Regions from separate parts of the Homo sapiens genome. Here regions 1 and 3 are each linked to region 2. Evidence: read pairs that join two places in POLR2A ChIA-PET (ENCODE). Cell type or tissue: Panc1. All regions are shown on one strand. Each heading gives the region's core, and the rest is flanking DNA. Links, peaks and the distances in the headings are about the cores only.

Evidence for each region. Peaks named below come from ENCODE experiments on the same cell type or tissue, not always from the same donor. Only the 100,000 strongest peaks of a DNase experiment are listed, where the experiment ranks them.
Region 1: POLR2A ChIA-PET joins it to region 2 with 5 read pairs; 5 of 35 experiments call an interaction of 5 or more read pairs at or near these places.
Region 3: POLR2A ChIA-PET joins it to region 2 with 6 read pairs; 2 of 35 experiments call an interaction of 5 or more read pairs at or near these places.

Annotation. Positions count from the first base shown.
Region 1 is chr3:142,057,464-142,065,039 of GRCh38, reverse strand. All of the region lies in intron 3 of TFDP2 (transcription factor Dp-2), which reads left to right. Among named protein-coding and RNA genes, the nearest start is that of TFDP2, 88 kb to the left of the region's middle. In Panc1, for the core only: no CTCF peak of the experiment used is centred there; no DNase peak of the experiment used is centred there.
Region 2 is chr3:141,975,662-141,983,237 of GRCh38, reverse strand. It overlaps TFDP2 (transcription factor Dp-2), which reads left to right. Exons shown (of 13, transcript NM_001178139.2): 7 at 4,556-4,718. Among named protein-coding and RNA genes, the nearest start is that of ATP1B3, 100 kb to the right of the region's middle. In Panc1, for the core only: no CTCF peak of the experiment used is centred there; a DNase peak (open chromatin) is centred at 4,037; H3K27ac peaks cover 1,655 bases.
Region 3 is chr3:142,237,640-142,245,215 of GRCh38, reverse strand. No RefSeq gene overlaps it. Among named protein-coding and RNA genes, the nearest start is that of GK5, 16 kb to the right of the region's middle. RefSeq lists an enhancer at 1,603-2,104. In Panc1, for the core only: no CTCF peak of the experiment used is centred there; no DNase peak of the experiment used is centred there; H3K27me3 peaks cover 681 bases.

The DNA of each region.
Region 1 (7,576 bases), core at 1,093-6,092, 82 kb before region 2:
TGTATTTTTCCTGTTTATCTTCAGATACATTTTATTTAAATTAATAGTGGTTTGTTACCATATTAAATAATTAGATACTACAATTCAATAAGAACTACCTTTTAAAAATGAAAATCAGAGGAGTTCCTGATTTAAAACAAAAAATAAAGGAAAATATTAAAGTGTTTTTAAAGAGACTAAGGTTACCACATCTTTTATCTTCCTGTTAACTACTTTTGCAACATATATTGTTGTGATTAGGTAGAATTATACAACTTTGCTCTGTTTCTTTGATTGCGTATTGGAAACTCTTATTATCCCTTTTTTCAGTGACGTTGTTTTACATTGGATAACATCCAGTGACACTTGTGTATTCTTTACATCCTTTAGTGAGTCCATTTGGGACCCATTTACATATGAAAAGCAGCATGACTGACACTGCAGACATGTAAATCGCAAATCTAAAGGAATTAGAGAAGATGAAAACATTATTTATCAATAAGGTCCTCAGTCTCCCAAATGAACAAAGTAGGCACTTGAGTAATAATTTGAAAAAGTGATTCATCTTTTTTCTACTCCCTGATTAATAAAGGTGATATTTTCTTAGTATGCTTGGAGGTTGGGAATACTTTAAGTCAGTAGTTCTCGAATTTTATCAAGCATGAGAGTCACCTAGAGGGCATGTTATAAAGATTACCAGGCATCACCTCCAGAGTTCTGATACAGTAGGTCTGGGGTGGGACCTGAAAATTGGTATCGCTAACAAGTTCTCAGGAGAAGCTGATGTTTACTAGCACTGGACCATACTTTAAGCACTACTGTTGGCCAGGCACGGTCATCTCAGCATTTGGGAGGCCGAGGTGGACAGATCGCTTGAGCCCAGGAGTTCGAGACCAGCCTGGCCAACATGGTAAAACCCATGTCTATAAAAACACAAAAATTACCTGGATGTGGTGGCACAGGCCTGTAGTCCCAGCTACTTGGATAGCTGAGGCACAAGAATCATTTGAACCCAGGAGGCAAAGGTTGCAGTGACCCAAGATTGCACCACTGCACTCCAGCCTGGGCGACAGAGTAAGACTCTGTCTCAAAACAAGAAAAAAACTAAAAACCAAAAAACTACTGGTATATGGTAGGGTATATGAAAGTGGAGAATGAGCAACAAGTAGGATCAGCCTGATTTTCCTGCCTAAGGTTTTCATTCAATTCAGAAATTTTTTTTTTTAAGTACCTGCTATGTGTCTAATACTACGATGTCATCAAGCTTTACATGTCTTAGACTTTTCGACAGTGGATCTTTTGCTTTATTGAGAGGCTTCACCAACTAAGGAGCACTGTCTAAAATAAAAGACTAGTAAAGAAAGAAATAAAGTTATTCATTTTGTTGCTTTTTCAACCCTCTGTTTTTATGCTAGGTAATATTTTACCCTTTACCAATTTTAATGTGCAAACATTATTTCTGGCAATTCCACCTCTAGGTAGCTATCCTAAGGAAATAACTTTCAACAATTGATTAATGTAGACACAGACAGAGATGTTTATCATAGATGTTTATTATAAAGAGCAGAAAAGTAGCTCCTACACTGAAGTCTGTAGTTTTGCAATTACTAAATAAACTGTGTATGTATGTATATGATAGCTAATTTTGTAGCCATTAAGTTTTGCTTATGAAGAGAAGCATTTTAAAGTTAAAAATGCTTGATATACAAGAATTATTTTATGTAAGCATATTTTAATAAAATTTAAGAGCTCAGATTTAAGTGAAATTGTATTTTAGGTTCTTAACTATGTGAGATTTATTTATAGAGAAAAATGAGGAAATATAACAAATTACTTTTTACAAAGTATCTTTAGAATGTGAGATTATGATTGACTGTTACTATATATTCTCTTCTGTATTTGTAACATATCCATGACTGGATATTACTTTTATAATTAAAATATTCATGTTTTATATTTACATATTATTTCAAGTTTTATTTACACACATATATTAGTGTACAGCTCAGTGACGTTTTATAAGCCAGCACTCATATCTAGAAGCAGAATATAACCAGCACCCTAGAAGCATGCCTTGTGCTCTATTTCAAGGATAACTGCTATCATGACTTCTAAAAGCACAGATTATTTTCTCCTGTTTTTGTACTTTATATAAATGTAATCATACAGTATTTATTCTTTTGTGACTGGCTTCTCTTGCTTAAGAAGATGTTGTGAGATCAAGCTTAGTAATCATAGTTCATCCTTTCTCATTGCTATGTAATACTCCATTGTGTGAATAAACCATTATTCACTTTAATGTTATTGGGCATTTGGGTAGGTAATTTTAAGTTTGGGAATATTATGATTAGTTATGTCATAAATATTTTAGTCCATGTCCTTTGGTGAACACATGTACGTATTTCTACAGGGCATACACCTAGGATTGGAACTGTTTGGTTGGGGTTCAGTTTTAGTCGATACTCCCAGATGATTTTTCTCAAAGTGGTTATACCAGTTCACACTCCCACTGGCAACAGATGAGGATTTCTGTTGCTCCACATCCTTGCCAATACCTAATGTGCATTAGTCAGGGTTCTCCAAAGAATCAGAACCGCTGTCTCTCCTATTGGTTTTTTATGACTATATATATACACACACACACACACACACACACACATATATATTATATAATATATATATATGTGTATATATACAGCTGACCCTTGAACAACGCAGTGGTTGGGGCACTGACCTCCCTGTGCAGTCAAAAATCTGTGTATAATTTTAACTACTGATAGCTCACTGTTGGCCAAAAGCCTTACCGATAACATGAACAGTTAAGTAACCCATATTTTGTATGTTATAGATTGTGTACTGTATTCTTACAATAAAGTAAGCCAGAGAAAGGAAAATGTTATTAAGAAGATCTTAAGGGAGAGAAAATATGTGTACCATTCATTAAGTGTAAGTGGTTTGTCATAAAGGTCTTCATCCTTGTCATGTTAATGAAGAGTAGGCTGAGAAGGAGTAGGAAGAGGAGGGGTGGATTTTGCCGTCTCGGGTGGCAGAGGCAGAAGAAAATCTGTGTATAAGTGTACCTGTACAGTTTGAACCTGTTATTCAAATATCAGCTCTGTGTGTGTGTGTGTGTGTGTGTGTGTGTGTGTGTGTGTGTGTGTGTGTGTGTGTAGAGAGAGAGAGAGAGAAATTGATTGATTATAGGGATTGGCTCATACAGTTATGTAGGTCAAGAAATCCTGTGACCTGCTGTCTGCAACCTGGAGAACCAGGAAAGCTGGTGATGTCATTCAGTCTGAGTCTGAAGGCTGAGAATCACGGGAGCCAGTGGCACAAGTCCCAGCTCAAGTCTGAAGGGCTGAGAACTAGAGGGGCTGATGGTACAAGTCCCAATTCTAGGCCAGAGGCCTCAGAACCAGTGTGCCAATTTCACAGGCAGGAAAAGATGAATGTCCAGCTCAAACAGAAGCAGATTCTCCCTTCTGTTGCCTTTTTGTTCTCTTTGGGCCCTCAACAGGTTGGATGATGCCCCTCTCCATTGGAGAGGGTGATTTTCTTTATTCACTCTACTGATTCAAATGCTAGTCTCTTCCAGAAACATCTCATAGACCACCCAGAAACAATGTTTTATCAGCTATCTGGGCATCCTTTAGCTCAGTCAAGTTGACACAAAAGTTAACCATCACAGTATTTTTCATCTGTTTTCTTATACTTAGTGTGGTAAGTGTGCAGTGGTAATATATGGTAGCTTTAATTTGTATTTCCTGGATGATTAATGAATTGAGAGCCTTTCCTATATTTTTGGTTGTAAATTATGCTAAAACGTTGTTGTAGTTTGCAGCTCAGTATCAGATATATTTTAACTTTATTTCAAGGAACTTAATTATAAGAAGTATTTTACAAAATATATCAAAGGATATTATAACTTGATCCAAGGTTATGTATGAAACTTAAAAATAGCATACATTTAATTTTTAAAGTCTCAAGTGTTAGTGTCCTGTAATATGGTACCTAATGAGATTTAGTTTGAGTTGAATTATACTTTTATGATTGAATGTTATTTTCCTGTTGGCTTCAGCTATAAAAATTAAAGACGTTCTCATATGAAAAATCGTTCAGTAGACGGAGTTGAAATTTTTTGCCAAAGACAAATAAGTAAGTTGATAACCAGTCTCTGTCGGCTGTTGTCATCAGGAACACTGCTAGACTCAAGTAAGATAATATTTGTAAAGCACTACCCAGATGTTTGTGTTACTTTTAGAGCTTTAAAATCTTTGAAATATTCTTAACATCTTGGTTTTCTTTCTGTTTTATCCACTGATACCTTACTCCTAACCCTCCATGTGTAGTTCTCAGAATTTATTCCATTCTTGCTATTGTCTTGAGTTTTTAGAACAAGGTAGAAGGCACAGAACAACCCAAAAACTGCCCCCCTCCACACACACATTTTTATATATTTAAGTATAATTTAAATAAATAAATACAGAATGCTGCTAACCTCATTGGCATTTTAAGATCATATTGTAATGGCAGGCTATTGAGACAACATGGGACTTGTACCTAGCATAGTGCCTGTCTCACAGGAGCTCACTGTATATTTGTTGAGTGGATAAGACAATGAAAAAATTCTACTGTTGGGTTTTTCTCTTTTTAGGTTTTGTTGGGAGCTTCCATTTGTTGTCCCCTACCCACCAGTTTTGGATCTTTAATTTTAAAAAGAGTACTTAAGATGGATATGAGAAAGTTACTGTTATGCTGGGCACAGTGGCTCACGCCTATAATCCTAATGCTTTGGGAGGCTGAAGTGGAAGGATCACTTGAGGCAAGGAGTTCAGGAAAGTTTCTGTTAGTAAAATTTTCAAAGTGGAACTTTCTCTCAAGATAACCTCATATAGACAGTCAGAAAGGAGAACAGTAAAATTGTAAAATGACTGGAAAATAAGTATACATTTTAGTGATTTTTTATGTGGTACTTATTTTGGGAGAATCTAATTATTCAAGTACCCATTAAAATAAAAAGCAAAGTTAATGTTATCTTTATATTATTTAAGATGTATCCATGAGATAAATTCTATAATATATATTGGATTACTTATGAACAAAGAGAACTAGAAAAAACGTGTTTTAAGAGGAGGTAAATAAAAGAAGTTCCAAATAGAAGGAAAGAAAGCTGGAGAGGGGCTGGACACAGTTGCTCAAGCCTGTAATCCCAGCACTTTGGGAGGCCGAGGCAGTCAGATCACCTGAGATCAGGAGTTTGAGACCAGCCTGGCCAACATGGCAAAACCCCGTCTCTACTAAAAAGACAAAAAAATTAGCTGGGCATGGTGGCCGACGCTGGTAGTCCCAGCTACTCAGGAGGCTGAGGCAGGAGAATCGCTGGAACCTGGGAGGCAGAGATTGCAGTGAGCCGAGATTACACCATTGCACTCCACCCTGGGTGACAGAGCAAGACTCTGTCTCAAAAAAAAAGAAAGAAAGCTGGAGAGAACGGTGACACTATGTCTCAATAGCATCTGTTATCCTAGATGATGTTAAAAAGTTCTGTTGAATGCTTTTTTTTCACAACTCTCTTCTACTCTGAATTATAAAATGTAATAGTGTGGTATTAGAAAAGACAGCTAATCCTTTAGAAATTGGTCGTATATTATTTTGACCATTGGTCATTGATTATTTTACTGGCCAGTTTGTGAAGCTTTTCTTGATTTTTTTTTATTCCAGATCTTTAGACCTCACTATGAAACAACCCACTTGTTAGGAAACATTGATACAGTCATTGGAAAATCTTAACCATATGTGGTAGAATGGCCACAAGCAAATGCATGAGGCTTAGGCCTGAAGCTTCAGGGCTTTGTTTGATACATGTATCAATTTATATAGAATTGATCAAAGCATATCTATGACTGCTACTGATTACCATAGAAAAATAGCTGAGTAACTGTTGCTTTATTCTGTAATATCAATGTGTATAATAAAAAATAAATTTTGTTCATTGCCTCCAGTTCTGGCACACAGTTCCTAAAGCCCTTTGAATCTCCAAAGTAATGAGTGTCTTTTGTACTCTAATGAGAAGATTGTTGACTGGGGTCCCCTAGATAGCTTTAGGATGGGGGCTGGTGCCAGAAAGACCAAGGATTGAAACTTTCAACCCCACCTCTGACTTCCAGCAGGGAGAGAGGGCCTGGAGATTTAGATGATTACCAATGGCCATGATTTAATCAATCATGCTTACATAAGGAAACCTCTATAAAACCCCATAAATGACAGTTTGGAGAGCTTCTGGGTTGGTGGACACAGTGAGGTACTGGGAGGGTGGCGTGCTTGGAGGTGGCATGGAAGCTCTGTGCACCCACCCCCTACCCCTGCCCCATTGCCCTGTCTTACGTTTCTCTTCGATTTGGCTGTTGCCTTCCTGAGTTGTAGTAGCCTTTTAAACAAACCAGTAATAGTAAGTAAAGTGCTATACTGAGTTCTGTGTCATTCTAGCAAATTATTAAATCTGAGGCGGGGTCATGGGAACCCTCAAATTTGTAGTCTGTAGGCAGAAATGGGAGTAGCCTGGGCATGTCATCTGTGGCTAGCAGCTGTGGCAGGCAGTCTTATGGGACTGACCTCTTAGTCTGTGAGGTCTGGGCTAACTCCAGGTAGTTACTATCAAAATTGTATTGAATTGTTAGACACCTAATTGGTGTCTGAAGAATTGGAGAATTGGTTGGTGTGATTTAAAAAAAAAAAAAAAAACCCAAACATTTGGTGTCAGAAGTGTTGTGAGTAAAAACAGTTCATTATTAGGTACTTAAATTCAAAGATGGTGTAGATTTTATGTGTATGATCACTGGCTTCTCTCTTTTAATATCGAGGGTTAGTTATCAAGGTAATTTTTAAATGACTTGGACATTTAAAAAATAGAATAAAATACTAATTTATAAATAAACAAGGGTTAAATCAGGCTGTATAAATCAGTGGAGATGTAAGCACTTTAAGGCAATATCCTTATCTCCGTTTCTGTGAAATTTGAGTGTGGAATCTTGTAAGATAATTGTGACTATTTTATAGGCCATAAGGAGAAAAGTGACATCTGGTATATCTGGACCATAGACCTTAAAGGATTCTAACACAAACACATACCAAGCTTGATTGGTATTGAACTGGCCTGGGGAAAAGTATGTCATAATAGCAGAAACTCTGTGATGGTATGGATGGAGAACTTTATAAAGCCAAGGAACTGAATCCGGGCACCGTGGTCAAAGAGGAAAACTTCTAGCGTCTCCCTGTAGCCATACATAATTCTATAGGTATTACCATTCCCTCTCAACTCATTCTGTATTATTAGGGAAATAAAGTCTTTCTCTAACGTTTTTCTTTTCTCCTAATATAGTTTGAAATGCAGTCACTTTTACTTAAACTTATCTTTTGGAATAAAATAATTTATGGAATTCATAGCACTCAGATTGTTTCACCAGACTACTTGTAGAAATTCTGGATTAGTTGATTAACCACAGTTCATAGCTTCCCAGTTGCACATTATCCTTAGATTTCAAAAATTCCTTTCTGAGTAAGAGATACAAAACAACCCACCCAGGAACAAATTATTTTC
Region 2 (7,576 bases), core at 1,458-6,457:
CTGGATTGGTTGCAGGACCAAATCTCTCATCTGTGTATGGCAGGTGTTGACTCTTTTAACCTCCTTTGTTGAATTTTAATGTTGATGTTAATTGAGTTTTGGCATGATATTCTATTAACCTTCCAAATAATAAGCTTAATTTCTTGATCCAGCCATTGTTGAATAGTGCCCTTTGGTTTTATATTGCTTATGAAAATTCTAGCAGCTCATGAAGGGGATAAGATCACTTGTAGTGTACCATATGTTATATGCATTTCATCCTCACAACTTGTGAGATGTGTATTCTGCATTTTTCAGATGAAGGACTGTGGATCAGAGTTAAATCGAGTAAACTGCTCAAAATATGTATCTGATAGTTTACTAATGTTGATATTTAACCAAGTTTTCTTCAAGTTTATTATCAATTTATGCACTGAACTGATTTTATAAAACTCTTACATGTAGGCTTGTATCTACATTTCAAGAGTATAGCCATCACTGTTTTATAATAGTTGTTAAAATTGTAGTTGTTCCTACTTAAGGACTATGTTTAGTTTCTTCCTTTAAATATTATCCAGGTATGACTACAAATATTATCCAGGTATGACTATAGAGAGCCAATTAGCTAAGTGATTGCCCGAAACCACCCTATCTTATTGCTGCCTTTAACAAAAAGACCAAGAATTGGATGAAAAACAACCCTGCTTCACTCTTGGCTTTTCAAAAGTATGTAACTGGCTGGCCTGAAGGTAGTGAGTTATCTCAATTGATGGTTCACAATCAGTTGAACACAGATCAAACTCCTTGTTCTACACTTTACCCCCTACTTGAGTAGGGGGTAAAGACTACTTGAGTAGTCTTTTAAAAAAAAAGAAGAAGAAAAAAGCATATAACCACTAAGTTGAGAAATTTATTTACTTTAAGCCATTAACCAGTTCTTTTCCTGGCTATATAATCCCATACACAACATTATTTCTGCCCAATAGAAATTTTAAAAGAAAATAAATATCTGAAGTTAATTTTAATATTTTTAATTTAGTCCAATATATCCAAAATATTGTATTTCAGTGTGTAATTAAATATAAAAATCACTAGTGAGGTATTTTACATTCATTCCTTATATTAAGTATTTAAAATCCAGTGTGTTAAACTTACGACATATCTCAATTCACACTTCCCACATTTCAAGTATTCAATAGCCACATGTGAGTTATGCCTAGGGGTATTGGACAGTGCTGATTAGGAGGTTTAAAATGCAACTCATAAATTTAATTCATCTCTTCGATCTCAGTAAATGACCCTTCTTTCTAGAGGTCATTCTACTATTCCTCTCTTCCTTACCCTCCACTTCAGACAATTTTATTGATTTTTTGTCTTTTAAAATTTTGTAAATCCATCTTTTTATCTCCTGCCCTACCACAGCTCCAGTTTGGGGATTCATATTCTCTTACCTGGACTATTGCAATACCCTCTCAGTTGGTCTTTGTGTCTCTGCTTTTGCCTCATAAATTTCACTTCTACTGTTACTAATTCTGATTCCAAAATCTGCTTTGCAGTGAGAATGTCTGCCTAACTGAAAATGTCACCATTCTACTCCACTACTTAATACCATTCAATATATTTTAGTGATTTCACATTATTTCAAATAAGTAGTCTGTGAGGTAAGATAAGTATGCTGTCCTATACTATCACAAGGGATGCATACACAACTCTTTGGGAATGTAGGGAAAGGAGAGTAGATATCCTTTTCTCATATTCCTTTTAAAACTGCATGTTTAGTATCTCTTTCTATGTACATAACATAGAACATGTAAATTATTTATCAGTAAATATATTCACAGTCCCACATCACTTAATGAGGGGCTATGTTCTGAGAAAGGCTTCATTAGGCGATTTCATCGTTGTGTGAACATCATCAATGTACTTACCCAAACCCAGGGTGGTATAGCCTGCTACACACTTAGGTACTTGGTATAGCCTATTGCCCCGAGGCTATAAACCTGCACAGCATGTTACTGGTTTGAATACTATAGGTCATTGTAACACAGTGATAAGTATTTGTGTATTTAAACATACCTAAACATAGAAAAAAGTAGAGTAAAAATACCTTGTAAAAGATTTTTTTTAATGATACACCTTTATAGTGCACTTTTCATGAATGGAGCTTGCAGGACTGGAAGTTGCTCTGGGTGAGTCAGTGAGTGGTGAGTGAATGTGAAGGCCTAGGAATTTACTGCACACTACTTTAGACTTTATAATCACTGTATACTTAGGCTACAGTAATTTATTTTAAAAAGATTTTTTTCTTCTTCAATAATAAGTTAACCTTAGCTTACTATAAATTTTTTACTTTATAAACTTTTTAATGTTCTCAAACTGTTTTACTCGTGTAGTAACACTTGACTTAAAACACAAACAATATTGGCCAGGAGCAGTGGTTCACATCTGTAATCCCAGCACTTTGGGAGGCCAAGGCGGATGGATCACTTGAGGTCAGGAGTTCGAGACCAGCCTGACCAACATGGTGAAACCCCATCTCTACTAAAACTACAAAAATTAGCCAGTCATGGGGGTAGGCGCCTGTAATGCCAGCTACTCGGGAGGCTGAAGCAGGAGAATCACTTGAACCCGGGTTTCTCAGTGAGCTGAGATCATACCACTGCACTCCAGCCTAGGGGATAGAGTGAGACTCTTTCTCAAAACAAACAAACAAAAAAAACACAAACATATTAATGGGTCCAAAAATACACTTAGATACAATGAATAATATCTAGTATTTGGTAGTACAATAGGTTGCTGTAGTTAACAACAATTGATTGTATATTTTAAGTAACTAGAGGAATGGAATTGGAATGTTCCTAATACAAAGAAACAATAAAGGCTTGAGATGACGGATACCCCAATTACCCTGATTAATCATTACACATTGTACAGCTGTACAAAAATATTTTCTTTATATCCTTATTCCATAAGCTTTTTTCTGTTTGTTTTTTAATTTCTAATTTTTTTTTTTTTTTTTTACTTTTGAAACTTTTTTGTTGAACACTGAGACGTGGCTGGGCAGGGTGGCTCACACTTATAACCCAACACTTTGGGAAGCTGAGATGGGAGGGATCACTTGAGGTCAGGAGTTCAAGAGCAGCCTGGGCAACATAATGAGACCCTGTCTCTACAAAAAAGAAATTAGCGAGGCATGGTGACATGCACCTGTAATTCTAACTACTTGGAAGGCTGAGGTGGAAGGATCACTTGAGCACAGGAGGTTTAGGCTGCAGTGAGCCATGACGGCACCACTGCACTCTAGCCCGGGCAACAGAGTGAGACCCTGAATCCAAAAAAAAAAACCCAAAAACAGAAAACTGAGACAGAGGGCCAGGCGCAGTGGCTCACGCCTGTAATCCCAGCACTTTGGGAGGCCGAGGCAGGCAGATCACCTGAGGTCAGGAGTTCTGGAACAGCCTGGCCAACATGATGAAACCCCGTCTCTACTAAAAGTACAAAAATTAGCCAGGTGTGGTGGTGCACACCTGTAATCCCAGCTACTCGGGAGGCTGAGGCAGGAGAATCGCTTGAACCTGGGAGGCGGAGGTTGCAGTGAGCTGAGATCACACCACTGCACTCCAGCCTAGGGGATAGAGCGAAACTCTCTCTCCAAAAAAGGAAACTGAGACACACTATCCTAGGCCTACAGGGGGGTCAAGATCATCAATATCACTGTCCTCCACCTCCACATTTTGTCCTACTGGAAGGTCTTCAGGGGCAGTAACACACATGGAGCTGTCATTTCCTGTGATAACAATGCGTTCTTCTGGATACCTCCTGAAGGATTGCCTGAGGCTTTTTACAGTTAACTTTAATTTATAATTTGAAGAAGTACGCTCTAAAGTAATGATGAAAAGTATAGTTTAGTAAATACAGAAACCAGTAACATAGTCATTTATTATCATTATCAAGTATTATGTACTGTCCATAATTGCATGTGCTAGACTTTTATAGGACTGGCAGAGCAGTAGGTTTGTTTGCCAGCATCACCACAAACATGTGAGTAATGCATTATTACTCACATTAACCATTACGATGGTTACATCACTAGGCAATGAGAATTTTTCAGCTCCATTGTAATCTTATTGGACTACTGTTGTATATGCGGCCCATCATTGACTGAAATGTCCTTATGTGGCAAATGACTATAGTTTTAATTTCAGTAAAAAACTATAATCTACATAGAGTAGGAAAAGATAAGTCTGTTAGCTGTACAAGGGCAGAGTTTTTGTGTTTTTTCACTGACTTATTCTCAGTGTCAATAACAGTATCCGGCATAGAATAGTAACTGGTCAATAAATATTTGTTGAATAAATAAATGCTGTGCATAGAAAAACACTCTAACTTTATACTTTATTAGACCTTTAAGGCAAAAAGTAAGTTTAAATAAACATTTTCTCATCTCTATTCAATTTAAATTTTTGACACTTGAAGTAAAACTTAAATTACTGTCTTCTTGCATTATCTTACAGAGATTTGTAAAGAAAGTCTCTAATATGTATAATGGAGTAAAAAAAACTTTTTTCCCTTCTAGTAAACGAAGCAAAAAAGGAGATAAAAATGGGAAAGGCTTGAGACACTTTTCAATGAAAGTGTGTGAGAAAGTTCAACGAAAAGGTACAACATCGTACAATGAAGTCGCTGATGAGCTGGTGTCAGAGTTCACCAATTCAAATAACCATTTGGCTGCTGATTCGGTATGTAAATCATGAACCTGACATTGATTTTGATGGATGATGCTACTTCTTTGTGTTATCTTTGTTATAGATTTGAGGAATCACGACTATACTTGAGGGTTTTATCCTTTATTTTGGGGGATTTTTTGTTGTTGTTGAGTTTTATTTTGGAGGGAATTCCTTTTTTTTTGTTTTTTAGGCGGAACCTCACTCTGTCGCCCAGGCTGGAGTTCAGTGGCGCGATCTCGGCTCACTGCAACCTCTGCCTCCCAGGTTCAAGCTATTCTTGTGACTCAGCCTCCCGCGTAGCTGGGATTACAGGCGCACACCACCATTCCCAGCCAATTTTTGTATTTTTAGTAGAGACAGTGTTTCACCATGTTGGCCAGGCTGGTCTCAAACTCCTGACCTCAGGTGATCCACCTGCCTTGGCCTTCCAAAGTGCTGGGATTACAGGCGTGAGCCACTGTACCCAGCCTTAGTTGTTTTTTTTGTTTTTTTTTGTTTTTTTTTAACATTTAAAAAATATTTGGCCAGGCGCGGTGGCTCACGCCTGTAATCCCAGCACTTTGGGAGTCTGAGGTGGGTGGATCATGAGGTCAGGAGATCGAGACCATCCTGGCTAACACTGTGAAACCCTGTCTCTACTAAAAATACAAAAAATTAGCCAGGCATGGTGGCATGTGCCTGTAATCCCAGCTACTCAGGAGGCTGAGGCAGGAGAATTGCTTGAACCTGGGAGGCGGAGGTTGCAGTAAGCCAAGATCGCACCACTGTACTCCAGCCTGGGCGACAGAGTGAGACTCCGTCTCAAAAAGAAAAAAAAAATTGGTCGCCTATCCAATAATTTTTTATTGTTTCTGAATCTTATTGTTTCTTCAATGTCTAAGTCAACAAGAAAATTTTATTTTTAATTGGAAAAGGAATACATAAATATGTTTATAAAAAATTCAGTTGTCTGGCAGAGTCTCAAATAAATGGAATACAGTGGTGCAGTTTCGGCTCAATGAAACCTCTACTTCCCAGGTTCAAGTGATGCTTGTGCCTCAGCATCCTGAGTAGCTGGGACCAAAAATGGCAAGGCTCTGCCTCTACAGAAAAAAAATTTATTTCTTTATCTTTTTTTTTTTTTTTTGATATGAGGTCTCACTATGTTGCCCAGGCTGATTTTGAACTCCTTGACTCAAGTGATCCTCCAGCCTCAGCCTCCCAAAGTGCTGGGATTACAGGCATGAGCCACCATGCCTGACCTCTACAAAAAGTTTTTTTTTTTAAATTAGCGAGGTGCAGTGGCACAAACCTGTAGTCCCAGCTACTCCAGAGGCTGAGGAGGATTGCTTGAGCCCAGGAATTCAATCATGCCACTGCATTCCAGCCTGGGCGGCAAAGCAAGACTTCGTCTCTTTGGGGGGAAAAAAAAAAAAAAAAAAAAAATATATATATATATATATGGCTATGACTGTTTCTCTAGAGCACTGATTTAGCCCTATCCTATTGATTCTGATATATTATTCTTTAGATGTTCTTTAATTTTGGTTTTAATTTGTTCTTTGACCTAAGGATTGCCTTAGAAAGAGTTCTTATAGTTCCAAGTTTTGTTTGTTGCTTTAAAGTTTTACTTTTATTACTTAATTTGTCCAGAGAATATGATTTGAACTATTTCCCTTTTTTTTTTGGATTACATTGAGATTTTCCTTGGGAGCCATTATATGTGATTTTCTTTTTCTTTTCATGTTCTCTAGGCACTTGAAAAAAAAAGTCTATAGCATTCTGTTTCTGAGTGAAAGCCATGGTTCTCACAATGATCTGCAAGCCCCTTTGTGAGCTTGCCCACCATTACCTCACTAATCTCGTCTTCTGCTATGCACTGTCTCATTTACTACCCTCCAGCCACATGTCACTATGCTCCAGCTACATGTTTTGTCCCTGATCAGGCCATTACACTGCTTTGCCTAGAGCAGTCTTTGCTAGGTATTCATATGGCTTCTCTCTCCCTGCCTTGTGATCTTCACTCACCTGTCACCACAATGAAGCATTTCTTCTTAGCACTTTTCAATATCTAAAATACATTTTTACTAATACCCTATCACCACCACCTTCCCAGGATATAAACAAAGGTTGAGTTTTTTTCTCTTTATTCACTGCTTTGTTATTTTTCTGATAATTTAGAATGCTTGTAGTCTCAGTTCTTCAGTTGGTTACCTTTATAACTTAAGTTCCTTGAGTTACCACCTGTAGACAGTATCTATTGGTTATGAAGAAAAACATATGTTTTTTTCTGTCTTCCATTTTTCTCTTCTACCATGGGACTCAGATTAGATATATTAGTATATTTGTTAAAAAGAATAATACTACTACTATAGGCCGGGTGCAGTGGCTCACGCCTATAATCCCAGCACTTTGGGAGGCCGAGGTGGACGGATCACACTGTCAGGAGTTGGAGACCAGCCTGGCCAACATGATGAAACCCTGTCTGTACTAAAAATACAAAAATTAGCTGGGTGTGGTGGTGGGCGCCTGTAATCCCAACTACTCGGGAGGCTGAGGCTGGAGAATCACTGGAACCCAGAAGGTGGAGGTTGCAGTGAGCTGAGATCTCACCACTGCACTCCAGCCTGGGCAACAGAGCAAGACTCTGTCTCGGAAAAATAGTTGTTTTTATTACTTTAAATAAATAGATTGTGCTGAACCCTTTATTATTATTTAATCTGCTTTGAACAACATCCATATCCCTTCCAATATCAAAAAGAGGAAATTGGCATACCTATCACATTGCCTCCTCCCAGTACTTGTTGTTACAGTATCATTGTTTCTACAGGGTCAAGATTTCTTTTTTTTTTTTTTTTTGAGACAGAGTCTAGCTCTGTCACCCAGACTGG
Region 3 (7,576 bases), core at 1,093-6,092, 260 kb before region 2:
TGATCATTTTTGCATCTATGTTCATCAGGGATATTGGCCTGTAGTTTTTTTTTTTTTTTTAATTGCGGAGTCCTTGTCTGGTTTTTGAATCATGGTATTGATGACCTCATAAAATGAGTTTGGAAGGATTATCTTCTATTCAATTTTCTGGAATAAGTGAAAATAATTGGTATTAGTTCTTCTTTAAATGTTTGGTAGAAATCAGCAATGAAGTGATCAAGTCCTGAGCTTTTTCTTTGATGGAAGTCCTCTTATTACTGATTCAATTTCCTTATTCATTTTTTGTATCTTTTGTATCTTTTGGGTCTTCTCATGTTTTGTATTTCTTCACATTTAAAAATAAAGAAATGGATAAATTATGTTTGAATTGTTCATAAAAATTTCATGAGACATTAAACAAAGCTAGTCATTATCTTGTTATTTTTCTTCTTAGTAACAATTATCAAAAATCATCACAGAACAAAGAACCTAAAAAAAAGTTATGGATCTTTTTAATTCTCTCCTTTTAAAAAATGTCATGTTTGACACACATCAAGCAATTTATTTTTATTGTGTATTTGTTCATAGGTTAAATTTATTTATAATTTTATGACATGTCTTAGTTCACTTAATTTGCTATGGTAGCTGAGACTGGGTAGTTTATAAAGAAAATAAGTTTATTAGACTCATGATTCTGGTGGCTGGAAAGTTCAAGATTGGGCATCTACAACTGATGAGGGCCTCAGGTTTCTTCAACTCATAGTGGAAAGCAGAAGAGGAGCTTGCATGTACCAAGAAATCACATAGCAAGAAAGGAAGCAAGAGAGAGAAACTCAGGAATCCACTCTTTTTAACAATCTACTCTTTTAGGAAGTAATCTATTCCCATGCGAATGAAAACTCACTCACCCCTGAGGGAGAACATTAATCTGTTTATGAGGGATCTGTCCATATGACACAAACGCCTCCTACAAAGCCCTATATCCCCAAAGTGGCACACTGGGGATCAAATTTCAACATTTTGGCAGGGACTTACCAAACCATAGCACCATCCTAAACCACAGGAGTTTTTGATTAGTAAACCCAGGTACAAGCAGTTGTGTGTCTGCATTATAGTTAATGTTAACAACCCTAAACACGTGCCTGTTTTAATTAAACCAACAGACTTAAACAAGCTTTTTATTTACTAACGTTCATCCCAGGTCATGTAAACTTGAAAAATATTTGGGTTATTTCCTATTTTTCTGAGAGAATGCTTAATTTACAAAAGCATTTATTTTCTTCCTTCAAGCCATAGGTACAAATAGGACAGTTGTTTAGGATGAGAGCTCTTTTAGAAATATACTTTTGGATACAAAAATCCAAATCTCCAAAGATATACCTAGTCCAATTGCCACTTAAACCAATAAGCTTTTTGTGGCTTAACCATGGATGTGAGAAGTGCCCCTAAAGAGGGTGCAAAAGATGCAGTCTTGGCTGGGCAAGGTGGCTCATGCCTGTAATCCCAGCACTTTGGGAGGCCGAGATGGGTGGATCACCTGAGGTCAGGAGTTCGAGACCAGCCTGGTCAACATGGTGAAATCCCATCTCTACTAAACATCTCTACTAAAAATACAAAAATCAGCCAGGTGTGGTGGCATGCGTCTATAATTCCAGCTACCCGGGAGGCTGAGGCAGGAGAATTGCATGAACCCAGGAAGCGGAGATTGTAGTGAGCAGAGATTGCGCCATTGCACTCCAGCCTGGGTGACAGAGCGAGACTCTGTTTCAAAAAAAAAAAAAGTTGCAGTCTCCCTGAAGATCCAAATTTTCTCCCCAAGATAGCCTAACAAAGCAAAGATCCTCATTGTTCACAAGGCAACACAGCTTGAGACAATTAAGACAAATTCCCCTGAGAGCTGGCTCAGTTAGACAAAGAGGCATTTTGTGTTTTGTTCTCTTAGCCAGCTGGCTAACAACCTGACCCAAGCCCAACAACCTGTACCCCTGACCCTGGCTGGTGGAGACCAGAGGGAATATCCTATTCTCACTGGTCACAAAGCCAAGCTCTCAAGACATAAAGGAAAATGTATTATAATTTTTCTCCTTTCAACAAATTACACAAAAGAGGGAGAGGGGAAAAACAAGGTCTATTTTTGGGAGACTTTGGATTAATAATCAATGGGCACCCAGAACCAAATTCGCAAAAGTCACAATTTAAATAATCAATTCATATTGATGTTTTTATCCTGGTAATCCAAATCTAGAAAAGAAGGGACAAACAAAAATGTTTATCTTCTTCTCTCAGACAAGCACTACAGACAGAGATATGGAGGAGCTGACTTTGGTAAGAATGTCAGGTCTCCCAGGATCCCTTCTGTAGGCTTCATTACAAGCAGGATGTCCCAGGCTTTAGGGTCTCTTTCTCATCACCAGAAAGTATAGGGAAAGACAATTACATTTTCATCCTTTTAGGTTCTGGGCTGGTTCCAAAAATTAAATCAATATAAGATAGATTAGCAGGAGAAAAACATGATACAAGTTTTATGTAAACTTATAAATGGGGCCCTTAGAAGGAAATGAAGACCCCAAGGAAGAAGTTAGAGTCAGTTACCAATATAATGGATTGGAGAAAGAATAGTAAACTGTGAAAATATTACTAAATTATGTGGGGAGAGTTAAAAATAAGAGTTATTTCAACAAGGTCTGTGCAGTATTCTCTCAGTCTCAGCTTCTCATTCTTGAAAATAAGGTTGTTGCCTTTCCTTCTAGTATAGGGAGAATGTCTTTCATACGGGAATTTCATTTTCTGTGCTAAGAAACAGTGTGAAGATCAAAGTGATCCTTTTTGCTCCTGCTCTTCTTTAAGTGTTTATAATTTTAAAAATCAATATACCAGAATAGCATATTTTAACGACTTCACTTCCCCTGACTGGAACTTCCCTAGAAGTTTCAAACATTAAAAGCTAAGTTGGTGGCTGTGGAGAGAAGAAGAGCGTAGGAAAAAAGGGATGTACTAGTCAATTCAGGGAGTTCATCTAGAGAAGGATAAAGAAGAGGAGGAGTGGTAGGAAAGGAAGCAGAAGGCTCTAGAGAGGAAGGAGTCTCAGCTAGCTTTGAGACAGTATTTTGCAGGAAGGCAACTTTTGAGTCCTGAATGCATTTTCTAATCTTGAGATGCCAATTAAAATGTGCATCCTCTGGCCGGGCGCGGTGGCTCACGACTGTAATCCTAGCACTTTGGGAGGCCGAGGCGGGTGGATCACGAGGTCAGGAGATCGAGACCATCCCGGCTAACACGGTGAAACCCCGTCTCTACTAAAAATACGAAAAATTAGCCGGGCGTGGTGGCGGGCGCCTGTAGTCCCAGCTACTCGGGAGGCTGAGGCAGGAGAATGGCGTGAACCCGGGAGGCGGAGCTTGCAGTGAGCCGAGATCGCGCCACTGCACTCCAGCCTGGGCCACAGAGGGAGACTCTGTCTCAGAAAAAAAAAAAGTGCATCCCCTTTGAACTGTTTGACCCTCTAGCCATGGTCTTCTAGTTTAATTCTAAGGAAAACAAGCTTGGGAGTTGGAACGATCCTAAAAAATGGCCATTGGAGCTCTAAATTATCTTTGGTATAATCTTCACGTCAGTTTAAAAATGCACATGGATGCGCCATAATGTTTAAACATGCAGCCGGCTGGGGTCCCTGAAGGAGGGTTGTCCTGGCATGCCTTCGAATTTCAAGACCCCATCCTGTTTCTTATTAACCTCTCAAGAGCAAAGAGAAAATCCTATAAGTCATATGAGGAGGTTAGGGGCTGTGGGCAAAGCGTTTTCCTTTTTTTTTTTTTTTTTTCTTTGAGACGGAGTCTCCCTCTGTCGCCCAGGCTGGAGTGCAGTGGCGTGATCTTGGCTCACTGCAACTTCTGCCTCCCAGGTTCAAGCCATTCTCCTGCCTCAGCCTCCTGAGTAGCTGGGACTACAGGCGTGCGCCACCACGCCCAGCTGATTTTTGTAATTTTAGTAGAGAGGGGTTTCACCATGTTGGCCAGGATGGTCTTGATCTCCTGACCTCATGATCTGCCTGCCTCGGCCTCCCAAAGTGCTGGGATTACAGGCTGAGCACCGTGCCCTGCCCGTGTTTTGCTTTTAATAAATATGCCTGGCACAGGATACTTGCTTTCCTTGATGGAGAGCCTTTGTTCTAGTTGCCCAACCCATGACCACCTGTGAGCCTGGGCAAGGATGACCAGGGCCCCAGTAGGCTCAGTAGTATCACGCCTAAGGTACAGCCTCCACTCCAGGGATGAACTGCACTTATCTGGAACTGAGCTTCAACAACAAAGTAACTGGAGACAGGATGAAAAATGCTGACGTTGTGCTCCTAAATCCCTCTAAGTGGTGTCGGCAGTTGAGAGGAAAGGGAACCAACCCTGTGTTCTTTTTTCTTTTTGAGACGGAGTCTCGCTCTGTCGCCAGGTTGGAGTGCAAGTGGCACAATCTTGGCTCACTGCAAAATCCACCTCCCGGGTTCAAGTGATTCTCCTGCCTCAGCCTCCCGAGTAGCTGGGACTACAGGTGCCCACCACCACACCCGGCTAATTTTTTGTATTTTTAGTAGAGATGGGGTTTCACCATGTTGGCCAGGATGGTCTCGATCTCTTGATCTCGTGATCCACCCGCCTCGGCCTCCCAAAGTGGTGGGATTACAGGCGTGAGCCACTGCACCTGGCGGGAACTCTGTGTTCTTGACTTCTGTCTGTACTGGAGTTCCTGTCTGGCTTAGTGAGGAGGAGGGGACCGAGGAAGCTGTCTCCGTTCAAGTATCTCAGACTGTCACTCTTTTTAACTGAATTTTCATAGACTTTCTTGTGTAGGTGTTTCTTCATTTGCTGTTTGACCTTAGGACAATTTTCAGAGGCTTTAAATTGTGTATTTTGTTTTTATAATTTCACTGGTTTTACTAGGGAGTGGGTCTATGGGCTTTCTCATGCTGTCATGCCAGAAGACAGTCTCTTCTGCCTAAGGATTTTAGAGTTGCATTTACAAATTATTAGAAACTTGGCTGGGCATGGTGGCTCACGCCTATAATTCCAGCACTTTGGGAGGGCAATGCAGGCGGATCCCCTGAGGTCAGGAGTTCAAGACCAGCCTGGCCAACATGGTGAAACCCTCTCTCTACTAAAAATACAAAAAATTATCTGGGTGTGGTGGCATGCACCTGTAGTCCCAGCTACTCTGGAGGCTGAGGCAGGAGATTCGCTTGAACCTGGGAGGCAGAGGCTGCACTGAGCCAAGATCATGCCACTGCACTCCAGCCTGGGCAGCAGAGTGAGATCTGTCTCAAAAAACAAACAAACAAACAAACAAAAAACAAATTATTACAAACTTCATCTCTTAAAGCAACACACATTTACCATCTCACATTTCTAGAGCCCAGAAGTCCGAAATGGGTCTTACAGGGTAAAATCAACGTGCTGGCAGGTATACGTTTCTTCTGGAGACTCTAGGGTAGACTTCATTCCTTGCTGTCTCCTGCATTCCTTAGTTCATGGCCCCCTTCCAACAATTTCATCACTCCAACCCCTGATTCTGTCATCACAGCTGCTTCTCTGAAGCTCTGCCTCCCTCTTATCCTTATAAAGACCCTTGTGATTACATTGAGCCCATCCACAGAATCCAGGATAATCCTCCCATCTCAAGATCTTAATTTAATCACATCTGCAAAATCCCTTCTTCCATGTAAGGCAACACATTCACAGGTTCTGGGGATTAGGACCTGGACATCTTTGGCAGGGGAGGCCATTGTCTGCCTACTTCAGAGCTATAAACTAGACTGTTCCTGAGCGCTCTGATTATTGTTTTTTTCTCAGGATTGATAAAAGAAGTTGAGCCATAAGAAGATCATTAGCACTCAAGAGTGTTATTTAGATGAACAGGAAGCTCATAAAAATATTTTTCTCCTTCACTAAAATAAAACACACAATTAAAAACAAACCGATTTTATAATTACTTGTAATTGAATCATCTGAAACCCAGCATGTGAATTACTTTGTCATAGTTCCTAATATCCTATTAAGTTTTAATCATACTAAATCATGTGAGGCCATCTGTGTTGAAGATTCTCTCATGACCACTGGTAATGTTCTTCCCTATTTATCATGCCTGACTTTTGAATATATAATAAAGAAATAGGTGCATATAAATGGAATAAGATCTTTATCTTTTTTTTTTCTTTTTCTTTTTCTTTGAGATGGAGTTTCACTCTTGTTGCCCAGGCTGGAGTGCAATGACATGATCTCGGCTCAGCGCAACCTCCACCTCCTGGCTTCAAGCGATTCTCCTGCCTCGGCCTCCCAAGTAGCTGGGATTACAGGCATGTGCTACCATGCCCGGCTAATTTTGTATTTTTAGTAGAGACTGGGTTTCTCCATGTTGATCAGGCTGGTCTTGAACTCCTGAGCTTGTGATCCGCCCTCCTCGGCCTCCCAAAGTGCTGGGATTATAGGTGTGAGCCACCATACCCGGCCTTGGAATAAGATCTTTTTACCTTCAACCAAAAATGTTTTTTCTTATTATCTTTATTTTAACAAGCATGATTTTTCTTAATACTACATTAAGATAATATATCTAAAAGAGGGAGAGTTTTAGGTGATGATTACAGAACTCTCAAATCTTAAAAATGAAATTATAGCCAGGCGTGTTGGCTCACGCCTGTAATCCCAGCACTTTGGGAGGCTGAGGCAGGCAGATCACCTGAGGTCAGGAGTTCAAGACCAGCCTGGCCAACATGGCAAAACCCCGTTTCTACTAAAAAATACAAAAAGTAGCCAGGAGTAGTGGCTGGCACCTGTAATCCCAACTACTTGGGAGGCTGAGGCAGGAGAATCACTTGAACCTGGGAGGCAGAGGTTGCAGTGAGCCAAGATCTTGCCATTGCACTCCAGCCTGGGTGACAGAGCAAGACTCCATCTAAAAAGAAAGAAAGAAAGAAATTATCAGTTAGTTTATCCTCATTATTCTTTGATTCTCCATTTGTGAATTAGTCTGCTCACTAACATTTATTTGTAACCCCCAAATGTACAGTGTAACATTTCCCATTAAAAAAATAAATAACTTGTAGTGTTTTCAGGGTAATTTGTGGACATGTATAGAGTTGTGAAAAATCTGAGTCACTCAACATGCATGTTCCCAGCTGACCTCAAATAAGATGATCTTTGCCTTCCTGTTTGTAAACTGGTGTCCTTTTCAGTGTCTGTTTAGAGCCATATTTTTCACATTTTATGCTTTTTGTTGGTGATTTCACTGTTTAAAATAGTTCCAAGTGTAGTGCTAAAATGTTCACCAGTGTTCCTAAGCATAAGAAGGCTATGTCATTGTAGGAGAGAATATGTGTTAGATAAGCTTTGTTCAGGGGAGATACTAGGTTCAATGTTAATTAACCAACTATGTATTAAATAGGATGTCTTTAAGCAGGACATATAATACAAGGTTGTGTATTAATCGATTCAAGAAAATGTGACCAGGGGCCTACAGGAAGCTAACCCTGTATTTCCTCTAGGAAAAATGGTTCAATATTTGCTAATTCGGGGTTGCCAGTGATGTTACAGAACATAACTACTGTGAGTAATGA